2 separate regions of the Homo sapiens genome follow, and region 2 is linked to region 1. Evidence: chromatin loops called from intact Hi-C (ENCODE). Cell type or tissue: GM12878. All regions are shown on one strand. Each heading gives the region's core, and the rest is flanking DNA. Links, peaks and the distances in the headings are about the cores only.

Region 1 (5,387 bases), core at 294-5,293:
CTTGGGAACAAAAGTAATAGCTGAAAGTATAACGGTTAGTAAAAGCACTTGAAGGTCTAAAATTGCCTTTCTGATGGGATGATAAAGAAGTAAAAATGGTTTTGTTGTAATTTCTAAAATTTGATCTCCTTGTTTTATGGTCTCTCTCTCTCTTTCTCTCTCTCTCATCCGTGCGAATAACCAATTCAAAATAGAAGAGGAGATGAGTTTGTAGGCTAAGGGAGGCAGAGGGTACAAGGATATAGACATAGAATGCTAACCTTTACCAATGAGACACACCTATGCCAGAGTTTGAATCAGAAGTTTGTGACCCAAAGAAGCAGGCACTGCCTGGACTCCATTATGATGTGGGCAGCAACCGATACACCCAGTCTCTAGAAGCATCAAGTGGCAGAGTTCCTAGCAGTTGCATCCAATGCCTAATGATGTGATCAGAGTTGCCTGTCCTAAGAAATGGTGGCAGCATTGTTCCCACTGAAGCAGTTCTATTGAAGGACTCCAGCCCCTGTGGAGAGCATGTGAACTTTATAATACAGTAGTATCTGCTTATCACAGGGGAATACATCCCAAGACCCCCCAATAGATGCCTGAAACCACAATTAGCATGAAACACATTTCTGTTCGTGTCTTCTATCCACAAATTTAATGCCTCTTCCATCTTAACTAAGCACTTATCACACACGGTGGCGATAACTCTTACAGTCTGAGGTGCGACAATGAAACCAGCATGAATTTCCTTTTCCTTCCTCCCAATTTCACAGATAGGAGATTTGTTCTTATCATAGATTTTAGCAATCTCAGTATATAGGATTTTTTTCTTTCCTTATTAAGTCTAGAAGTTTCACCTTTTCACTAAAAGAAAGCACTTCGTGGCTTCTCGTTGGCATATCCAAATTGCCAGCATCACTACTCTTGCACACTTTGGGGCTATTATGAAGTAAAATAAGGGTGACTTGAACACAAGCAACTATAACAGTTAATCTGAGAACTGAGACACTTCTAAGTAACTAGTTGGGTGGGTAGTGTCCACAGTGTGGATACTGATGATTTACATCCCAGGTGGAACTGCATGAGATTTCATCATGCTACTCAGAACAGTGTGCAATTTAACTTATGATTTGTTTATTTCAGGAATTTTTCACTTAATATTTTCAGACCACATTTGACTGCAGGCAACTGAAACCAAGAAAGCAAAACCATGGATAGGGGGATGACTGTACCCTTGAATAAATCTCTTTTCTAGCTTAAACTAGCAAGAGGGGTTCTGTTGTTTGCAACTAAGAAATCTGACTGATACAGAAACAGGGCAAAGAGTGGCTACTACAAAAAGTATATATAACCTCAATTGCTGACCTGGTGGGCCTGAAGGCAGTGAACATCCATCCCAGCATAACCCCCATTAGGAGTTCTTTCTTTCTTTCTTTGTTTTGAGACAAGGTCTTGCTCTGTCTCCCAAGCTGGAGGCAGTAGCACAATCTCAGCTCACGGCTGCCTCCTGGGCTCAAGTGATCCTCTCACCTCAGCCTCCTGAGTAGCTGTGACCACAAGTGTGTGCCACCACTCCTGGCTAATTTTTGTATTTTTTTGTGGAGACTGAGTTTCTTCATGTTGCCCAGGCTGGTCTTGAACTCTTGAGTTCAAGCAAGTGATCCACCCGCCTTGGCTTGTGAAAGTGCTGGGATTAGAGGTGTGAGCCACTGGGCCCATCCTTTTTGGTTTTTTTGTTTATTTTGGAGACAAGGTCTCACTCTGTCACCAAAGCTGGAGTACAGTGGGAAAATCATGGCTAACTGCACCCTCAACCTCCCCGGGCTCAGTTATCCTCCCACTTCAGCCTCCCAAGTAGCTGAGACCAGGGGTGTGTGCCACCATGTCCAGCTAATTTTTGTATTTGTTGTAGAGACAGGGTTTTGCCATGTTGCTCAGGCTGGTCTCAAACTCCTGAGCTCAAGTGATCCACCCACCTCAGCCTCCCAAAGTGCTGGGATTACAGGCATGAGCCACCGCGCCCAGCCAGGGGTTCTTAAATACTGGTTTGTATCGTGCATTGATTACAAAAAGAGCTACACTATATCTATCAAGCCATACTTCCCAACCCCCAAACTAACTCATTCATAAATGATCAAATACTGTGAAACTCTTAGGTTACATATTAGTGGACGAGAGAAGACCATACTTTGTCCTTACTGAAGCTGAAGCAGCAGCCAGAGTAGCAGGAAACAGATTTCCTTGTAACCAGATTTTTTTTTAATTGACCACTGTGGTGACTTCACACATTATAATATTCTATGCATACCTGAAGCTGGCATAGAGTTTGTGCCCCTAAAGCACTCTTTTGCCAGAGATCCTAGAGGACATTGGGGCTATCTGTATCCAGGGAGCTAAGATTCTAATATAAAACTTGCTAAAACATGCACACACATACATAATTAAGACATCTGGTTACCTTATGTTGAAAATATGACTGATTCCTTCAGCCTAAAAGTATTCATTACAATATGGTCTGTACCAGGCATAATTTTTTAGCACAAAAATCAGAATCCATTCTTAAAAGTTTGTAAATGAAAATTTATGAAAAATATGTGAAAAATAATGGTCTTGCCTCAACAAGCTGACTTTACTTAACCACCAATGATAATACATATTAGATGTTGAAAAAACTCATGATAAGATTATTTTCTAATGGAAGCTGTATTTAGCCCATTCTATGAAATTGACTTAAAGGTGAGGTAATACGTTAGGTAAACAATTTAAGAAGTCTATCCAAATTGCTCAAAGTGCTTTGCAGACATGAGCTAATTCAGCCTTATAAATAAGTTTGTGTAGTTGGATTCATGTCCACTGTTCCCTTTGAAACTGTCTCATGGGTGGTGGTTTGTTGAGGAAAAGGTGTGGATAACAGCAGGCCCATCCCCAGGCTCAGGGCATCTTTGGAGGCCCCTGGGAGGTCCTCATCTTTTGAGGCCAGACCTCCTGGTTATATCACAAGATCTCCCTGACTCATCTCCTGGGGTTTCAAAATGAGGAAACAGCTGTCGGGGAAGGCATGTGGGGGAAAACACCTTGAGGGAAAGGAGGCTGGTAACTGTTATGTTTCTTTTAAAAACACCCTGAGACCACACAAATTTGGGGGATTTCAGCCATTACCTCCTTTGAACTTCAGGGTAGTACTAGGAATTAAGTTGAGTGGAAGTAGTCACTTGGCTCCGTCCTCTTGAAACAGCTGCTAATCTATTCTCATGGCACCCCACTTTGAGATGACTCATCTCCCCTGTGGTGGGTGCCATGGTGCCTGGCCACATGCCCCTTTCAGAACTGAGGCACTCATCTTCCCAGGTGCTAACAATGTTGTCTGGTGCTGGCTTATGGCTCAGACCCTTTCTGGAAACTACCCTCAGTTGAAGGTAGTTTTCTCTTCCAAAGCCATGCCCCTTTCCTGCATTCAATGGTTGGCCAATGAAGGGTAGATACAAGGCTTGGCCCCCTCACTCCAATATAAGACGACTCTGAAGGACCATCCCAACCCTAGAGCTCCCTGTGGAATTGGATGAGGGGGCTGCGTCACAGTTCAACTTCTCCCTCTACCCAGCCCTGCTTCCTTTAGTACCTCCCAGGGTATGCCTCCCTGGAGTATGCTTTGATGAACTTCTTTCGCACTAATCTCCATCTCACACAGTCTGTTTCTAGGGAACCTGAACTAAAACACAGCCATTTTAAGTACAAGGCTGCATCTCGATGTCAGAATAACTGTACAGCCTTACTTAATTCTTTAAAAATTGTGTTACCTATAATTAAGTCACTTCTGAGGGGAGTACTGACTAGCCTTGCCCTTTGACTTAAGATTATAGCAGACAGGGCCCAATGCCAAAAAATGGTTTCGTTTAGGGATAGCAATTATCTATTAATAACTACAGCAAAGCCAGTAGGTTTATTATAATAGGACACAAAGAGTTGCTCATGTATTAACTGTTGAGGTAATTAATGTCAAATGAGACTTGAAGAAGGAAGAAGGGAAAGAAAGTCATAGATAGGTAGATAGATATCAATAAATAGATATTGAGCACATGTGATATAAGTAATGGGGAACCAATACGAAAAGATATATCGGCCCTTCCCACATGGAGCCTGCAGTCTAGCTAGGAAAACAAATATGTTATTAAAAGCAAGCATGGTAAATTGTAATGGGGGAAATGCAGAATGGCATGACGGTACCTAGCAGGAGCATATAACTCTGTCAAGTACAGGGTTGGGGCAGGACAGAGAAGAAAAAAATGTGTATATGGAACTAAATAAACAAGTAATGGACTGGGAAAAAGAGGACTTTAGGGAAGTTAATCCAAGGAAGTAATAATCTGCAAGGCAAAAGAAGGAATTTGCAGGAAGATGTTCTATTTATAATGTTGGAAAATTGGAAGCAACTCAAATGCCCAACAATAGGGGAATTATAATAATAGAACATTACAAAGTCATTAAAATGAAAATAATAAAGATTACATCCATTTCTGGAAATGCAGTGTGAAATAATATTAAATGAGAAAAGCAGAAATAGTGCATGTTCACTGGATTATAACTATATAAAAATATGAGTCTTTATAAACAATGGCTTAGAGACTATGTACCAAAGGAACAAAAATTTAATGTTTAATGTTTCCTTCCTCCCCCTTATTCCCTGATTACGTCATCTTTCTGGCCTGATTTATTTTTAAAGTTTTCTTTTCTTTGTTATGAAAGCCTTACATATCCATACACTGGTCTAAAAGTGTTTTTTTTTTTAATCTTTCAGATATACACAGAAGTTCCTGCTCTTCGCTACAATGAGGGAAAAAAGTGGCAACATCGATAGAGGCTAGAGGCAGAGAAATTCTAGGCAGACAAGGGTGGGACCTAGCAAAACCCCACCTTCAAGCTGAAACCCACAGCCCAAAGTGAGAACTTCTATCCCTGTTTGCTCGCTCTCTCCCAGTTGACTCTTTCTGAATAATGTCTTTCTACCTATTGAATGTTGCCTTTTCCCAAAATTACTTATGACCCTCCCTGCCCCCCATCATATCCCTATAAAGACCCCAGACTCAGTAGGTAGAAAGGGAGACGCAGCTTGACTGGAGAGAGGCAACTTGACTTCAGAGGGACAGCTGGACTTTGGAGGAGTGATGGCTTAACTTCGGAGAAGAGCTGGCTGGAGACTGCCAGATGTCAGGGAAGATTACCTGCCCGTCCTGCCTCCTCTTCAGCTCCCCTCTCCACTGTGAGACATTTCCATCCCTAAATAAAATTCTCCACCTCCACCATCCTTCAAGTGTCCATGCAACCTCATTCTTCTTCGACACTGGTCAAGTGCTCTGAACCCACCAAGTGCTGGTACCCAAAAAAGGCTGTCACACTGGCCC
Region 2 (5,387 bases), core at 194-5,193, 79 kb before region 1:
GGTGGGGAGTGGGGAAGGGAAGCCACAGTGACTGCATTAGATTTCTAAGCTACCTTTTCTCTGCTTCCTTAGCTAGTGGGCTTTGTATACAAGGGAAATTTTTATAAAATAAAGAAGAAGAATGCCTTGGAGGATCTGAAAGAGCACTTTCACCTTCAATTCTTTTGCCCTTATCATATTATATTATTTTAGGACCCAGCACTTCTCATTCCTCCTGTCCCCCTCTTGAAAGATGGCTGGAATCTAAAAAAGATAGCTTTCCTTCCCACTTCCCCATATGTGACATAAGAAATATGTTTATTTGAATTGGCTAAGGTTCTTATCTGAGAAAGCAAAAGGCAGGAGAGTATGAAACAAAGAATATCGCATTCTGATAATGGAGGAAATGTACCAACTAGTATTTACAGATTATAAATTCTTCCATCTAATCCAAATTTCATGTTCTCTTGGGGCTTCAGTTATCATTTGTAGGTAATGGGGTGAGAGATTTCTGAAGAGATAGAGATAAAAGAGTTCATTCGAGTAACTGTTTGAAGATGAATCGTATCAGTCAATTAGAAAACATTATTAAAGCGAGACTTGTTTTAATTGAAAGTTCTTGTTCACATTTCTTTTGTCTTGTGAAATTGCTTTATCTTGACAATGTTTTGAAAATAATTGCTTCAGAAAACTTTTGTCCCATGATGGGTAAGGGGCATGCACAGCGTAAGTCTGTCGCTCCTGGAAGTTCTTTTAAATTTGAGTATTTGGTTTTCAAAAGACTGGAAATTTTCCAGTACCTTCCTACTTAATCTCAAAGAGTTCCTAGTGGAGTTTAAATAAAAGCTGAGTTTTTCTTCCCTCCTTCCATATGTTTATAGGATAATCTTTCTGCCAAAATGTTTTGGTACTGTAGGAGAGGCACCGGAAAAATCTGGAGGCAGAAAGTTAATCACTTACCTTGTGGGACTAATGAACATTGCTTTCTGTTTCTCAAATTAGAACGTGGTAGAAGGTTTATTAAAGAGTGTTCTTTGGGAATTTGATTCGAAGAAATACATACGTGTTTGTTTTTGCTCTTTATCAGGTACAGGAGTCTAAAGCACTTTAATTATGACATCTGCCAAAGCTGCTTTTTTTCTGGTCGAGTTGCAAAAGGCCATAAAATGCACTATCCCATGGTGGAATATTGCACTCCGGTAAGTTTGACGCCAGCCTGACGTGAGAGTTAGTTCACCTGGGATAAATTTCAGTTTTGTACAATACTGCAGATCATGTATAATGCTGTGATTTGTCACTTCCCCAGATGTTCCCCAGCTAAAGTGGCTCTCAACTGTAGGCTTCAGGATTTACCCTATCCCTGGTGCCTAGGGGAGTGCCTGGCACATATGGAACATGATAGACCCTCAATAAATATTGTTGGATGAATAAATAGGGTTTTCATTCTGTGTGCATGGTTGTATTGAAGACGTTTTCACGTTTATTTTGCACAGCCTTAGAGGTTGTGTGGGGCGATCTTATGGCCATGAGGCATGTTGAGTATGGGGGATGGTTCTAGGTTCCCCCAAATTCATAAACTACCACTTTTAATCAATGTTGCTCACCTATTATCTGTCCTGTATACTAGTGACATTTTAAAAATCCATTTTATATGCTAACACTTACTAAATGCTAGGCATTTACCTTTTAAACTACCCTGTGTAAAATAAGTACTATGATTTTTATCCCCTCTATACAGATGAGGACCCTGAGGTCCTGAGGTTAAATAATTTACTCAAGGTTCTATAAGTAAGAGTTGAAGCCATCTCCTAAGATGTTATTTTAGGAAAATGTTAAGTGGCCAATAGAACTGTGAAAAATCACTAGGGAAATGGCAAGGATGTAGACTTGGTGGCCAGACAGACCTGAGTACAAATCTGCCTAAGAATTAAAGACAGGCTCCTCTCAGGTTTGTTTTTTCTAAAATAAACCTGTCCCTGTTGACTGTAGAGCCACCCTTCGTGTTTCTCTTCTCTTTCTTTAATTCTTACAGTCTCCTCTTCTCTAAACTTTGCATGCTTGCTATTCAAGATACGGTCTGTTGACTAATCATCATATGTCTATTGGCATTACCTTGGTCTTTATTAGAAATGTGAAACCACAGGCCCCAACTCCTGATGCTCTAAATCAAAACCCACATTTTAGCGAGATCTGCAGCTGGTTCCCATACACAACAAAGTATGAGAAGCTCTGCTTTAGAGCATCTCTCTCTTCCATCATCAGAGTGATCCTCCCAGATATTTGCCTGTCTCACTTTTATTCCTCTTATAGAGATGGTCAGTGATTGAGAATGTACCATGCTATGAATAGACCGAAATTTAGTGGGTGAAGCATGCTATCATTTTGTACTAAGTAGTTTTTAAAATACCATAAAGTGTGGTAAAATTTAATGTCACCTTTTTGACCTTAAGACCTATAAACTACCATTTATTGAGTAGCCTAGTAAGCTTGTATGTTTCTTTTATTTATCATAACAACGTGTTGAGGTGTTGTTGCTCCCATTTTACTGATGATCAGAGCCTCTGAGAAGTAAATAACTCAGCCAAATTAGTACATGCCAGGCCTGGTTTCAGAGCCCCATTTGTCTGATTCCAAAGCCTTTGCTCACAACCACAACACTCTCCTTAATTACAAAACAAGTGTCATGGGGCAGAAGACTGGAGTGGTCATTAGTTTTGAAATCATCCTGTCCTAAATCTGATCTCACCATGATCTCCCTTTTAGACTACATCAGGAGAAGATGTTCGAGACTTTGCCAAGGTACTAAAAAACAAATTTCGAACCAAAAGGTATTTTGCGAAGCATCCCCGAATGGGCTACCTGCCAGTGCAGACTGTCTTAGAGGGGGACAACATGGAAACGTGAGTAGTAGCAAAAGCAGAACACACTCTTGTTTGATGTATATTTGAACTCCTCTCAGCTGAACACCCTCCTTCACTCCCAAATGCAAACAGTCTCTTCTATTTCTTTCTTTTTATTTACATTAGCTGAAAAGAGAAAAATAAGCTGATGTCCAGTTGCCACTTTCCCACGTCACTTGACAATTTCTTTTTCCAAAAGTTAAACTTTATCTCACAGGGGGAAAAAAAAAAAAAAACCACAACACAATACAGCCACTAATTGCCTTACAAGCCTTATAAGAAATATGGGACTGTTTACAAATGAGTGATTCCAGTATTTCATTTTGATTTTCCTCTCTCACAAATCAGTAAATGTGTGTCTTTTTGTATCTCATTGTGTGGTCATATCTAGTCACTTGTTTCTACTCAAAAGAAAATATAGTCACAGGAAACTACTTCACAGTAAGTAGTAATGATTCTCAAGATCAAAGGGGACGTCTTCACCTCTTTTCAACCTGCTCCTCTTTTTTGCCTTAACTCTGATGGCAGTCACACAACTGTGTGTTTTTCTTTTAATTCACTTTACACCTTGGTTTGGCTATTGCTTTCCATGGTTCATACTTAATTGGCTGGATTTTATTTATTTTGACCTTTCAGTAAATTTTTTTGCGGCTGAGTTTGCGTGTGTCTCCTTCACCACCTCATTTTTTGTTTTGCAGTCCCGTTACTCTGATCAACTTCTGGCCAGTAGATTCTGCGTGAGTACTTTTTTTGCTGAAGGGTGCTGCTACCACCAACACATTCGCTCGCTTGGTTCTCTTTTGTTCTGTTTATTTGTTTGTTTTCTTTTGTTTTGTTTTGTTTTATGGACATATTAATTCCCCTTCCTTCATTTCAGTTTTTTTTTTTCTTTTCTTGATGAGACTTTGAAAGTACCATCTACACAGATCAGGAGAATCAGAGTGGGTTTTTTGGTTCCTCCACCAGGTGAAATTCAAACCAGCAGAAATCCTGGCTTGAATTCAAATTATAATCAAAGAAGTTATTGGAGTTTTAGCTGTATTCCTGGGAGACATGTTTATATATTTCTTCATATAAAAGCAAGGAAGAAGCTTCTGATTACATAATAACATTCTTTAGCCATATTTCTTGAGATTCGATGCTTTTTAGAATCTTTAGGGTCTGTTATAAGTGGACTATTAAAAATCAGCAGAATTCGTTTTAAAGTATGATGCTGAGTTTGGTTGAATAATTTTAATGAGGTGTGCGGACTGTTTATCAGGTTATGCCATGCTATTTGACTAATCATTATATACAAGGGTTTCTAAATTTTGAACTAAACTCACTTTGCTCTCCTCTCCAAGCTAAATATTCAGCTCATAAACAATTATACATTTGCTCTAGGAGGAAAGTATTTCTTTGTTATTACTATTGGTGTGTATTAATAATACTGAGCTTAGATACCAGCAGATGATTTATCTCAGAGTTTATAATGCTAGAAAACTCTTTTTTGGGGCCTGTGATTTCTATATTAGCAAACAAAGTGCCTATTTTAAAACTACATTATGTAGGGTTGTTATAACAAACTTTTGGTATTTCAAAGTATGCTTTATTAAAATATTTATTGAAAATCAGACAGCTCTGTTATGGATAAAGGGGAAATGACCAATTCGGAAGATAAGCTTGTGTAAGAATTCAATTTCTTTTTATTAAATCTTTTTTATTGTTCCACCATATAATTTAATCTAAACTAGATCCTTTTTTAAAAACCCTGTCGTGATAAATGCATATTATTAATTGAGGTTTATTTTCAGTCTTTAATAGGCCTAAAGGAAGTGGAAGGCTATGCTTTCCTTTTTAAAACTTCGTTATTGCGCCCCTTAATTTTGAGATATGGTAGCTATAAGTAGTATATTATCTGATTTATTTAATCATCATGCTTAAAGAACTTAGGGAGTTATTTAGGTTCAGTTATGTCCTCTGCCTCTTGGAAATTGTGTTTCCTAACCCAGGTAGTCTGTTATAGAAGTTACAACCGTTCATAAATAAGAAACTTTTAAAGAGTTGATACACTACAGTTTCAGCTTGATTGGATCCTGATAAGGGAATGGATTTACTCTATGTGGAAATAAGTTTAACCGAGTAAGAAATCCAAACGACAAATATGCTAAAGAACAGTTGTTACAAATACATAGATAAAAGTAGCACCAAATAATAAACAAAGAGTAATTAATAGTCCTTGAAAGGCAAAAAGGAGCTACACGTAAGCTAATGAGAAAAACATTATGACAATCAGATTAACTTATTTTAAGTAGAAGATTTTGTCTGTCTTAAACGTTGAAAGACTTTAAAATTAATAACATCTTTTATTTAAAAATATTTTCTAACAACTAAAACACACCTCCCAATTTGCCTTTTTATGAAGAGTTGGTTAGATTATTCAGAAATAGTGGGAAGTTTTAATTTTGAGGAAGAAAACAAATCTAGCAGACTGAAGTCTGTGTTTTCTTTAATAGCAGTAATTGTATT

The links. Hi-C counts contacts between places; a loop is a spot of excess contacts. Peaks named below come from ENCODE experiments on the same cell type or tissue, not always from the same donor. Only the 100,000 strongest peaks of a DNase experiment are listed, where the experiment ranks them.
Region 2: it touches region 1 in a loop (6-fold over the local background); 1 of 110 quality-filtered maps calls a loop at or near these places.

What each region holds. Positions count from the first base shown.
Region 1 is chrX:31,097,580-31,102,966 of GRCh38, reverse strand. No RefSeq gene overlaps it. Among named protein-coding and RNA genes, the nearest start is that of FTHL17, 28 kb to the right of the region's middle. RefSeq lists an enhancer at 2,893-2,972. In GM12878, for the core only: no CTCF peak of the experiment used is centred there; a DNase peak (open chromatin) is centred at 3,166; H3K27ac peaks cover 1,542 bases.
Region 2 is chrX:31,176,161-31,181,547 of GRCh38, reverse strand. It overlaps DMD (dystrophin), which reads left to right. Exons shown (of 79, transcript NM_004006.3): 69 at 1,067-1,178; 70 at 2,743-2,879; 71 at 3,578-3,616. Among named protein-coding and RNA genes, the nearest start is that of FTHL17, 110 kb to the right of the region's middle. In GM12878, for the core only: no CTCF peak of the experiment used is centred there; DNase peaks (open chromatin) are centred at 2,107, 2,624 and 3,287; H3K27ac peaks cover 854 bases.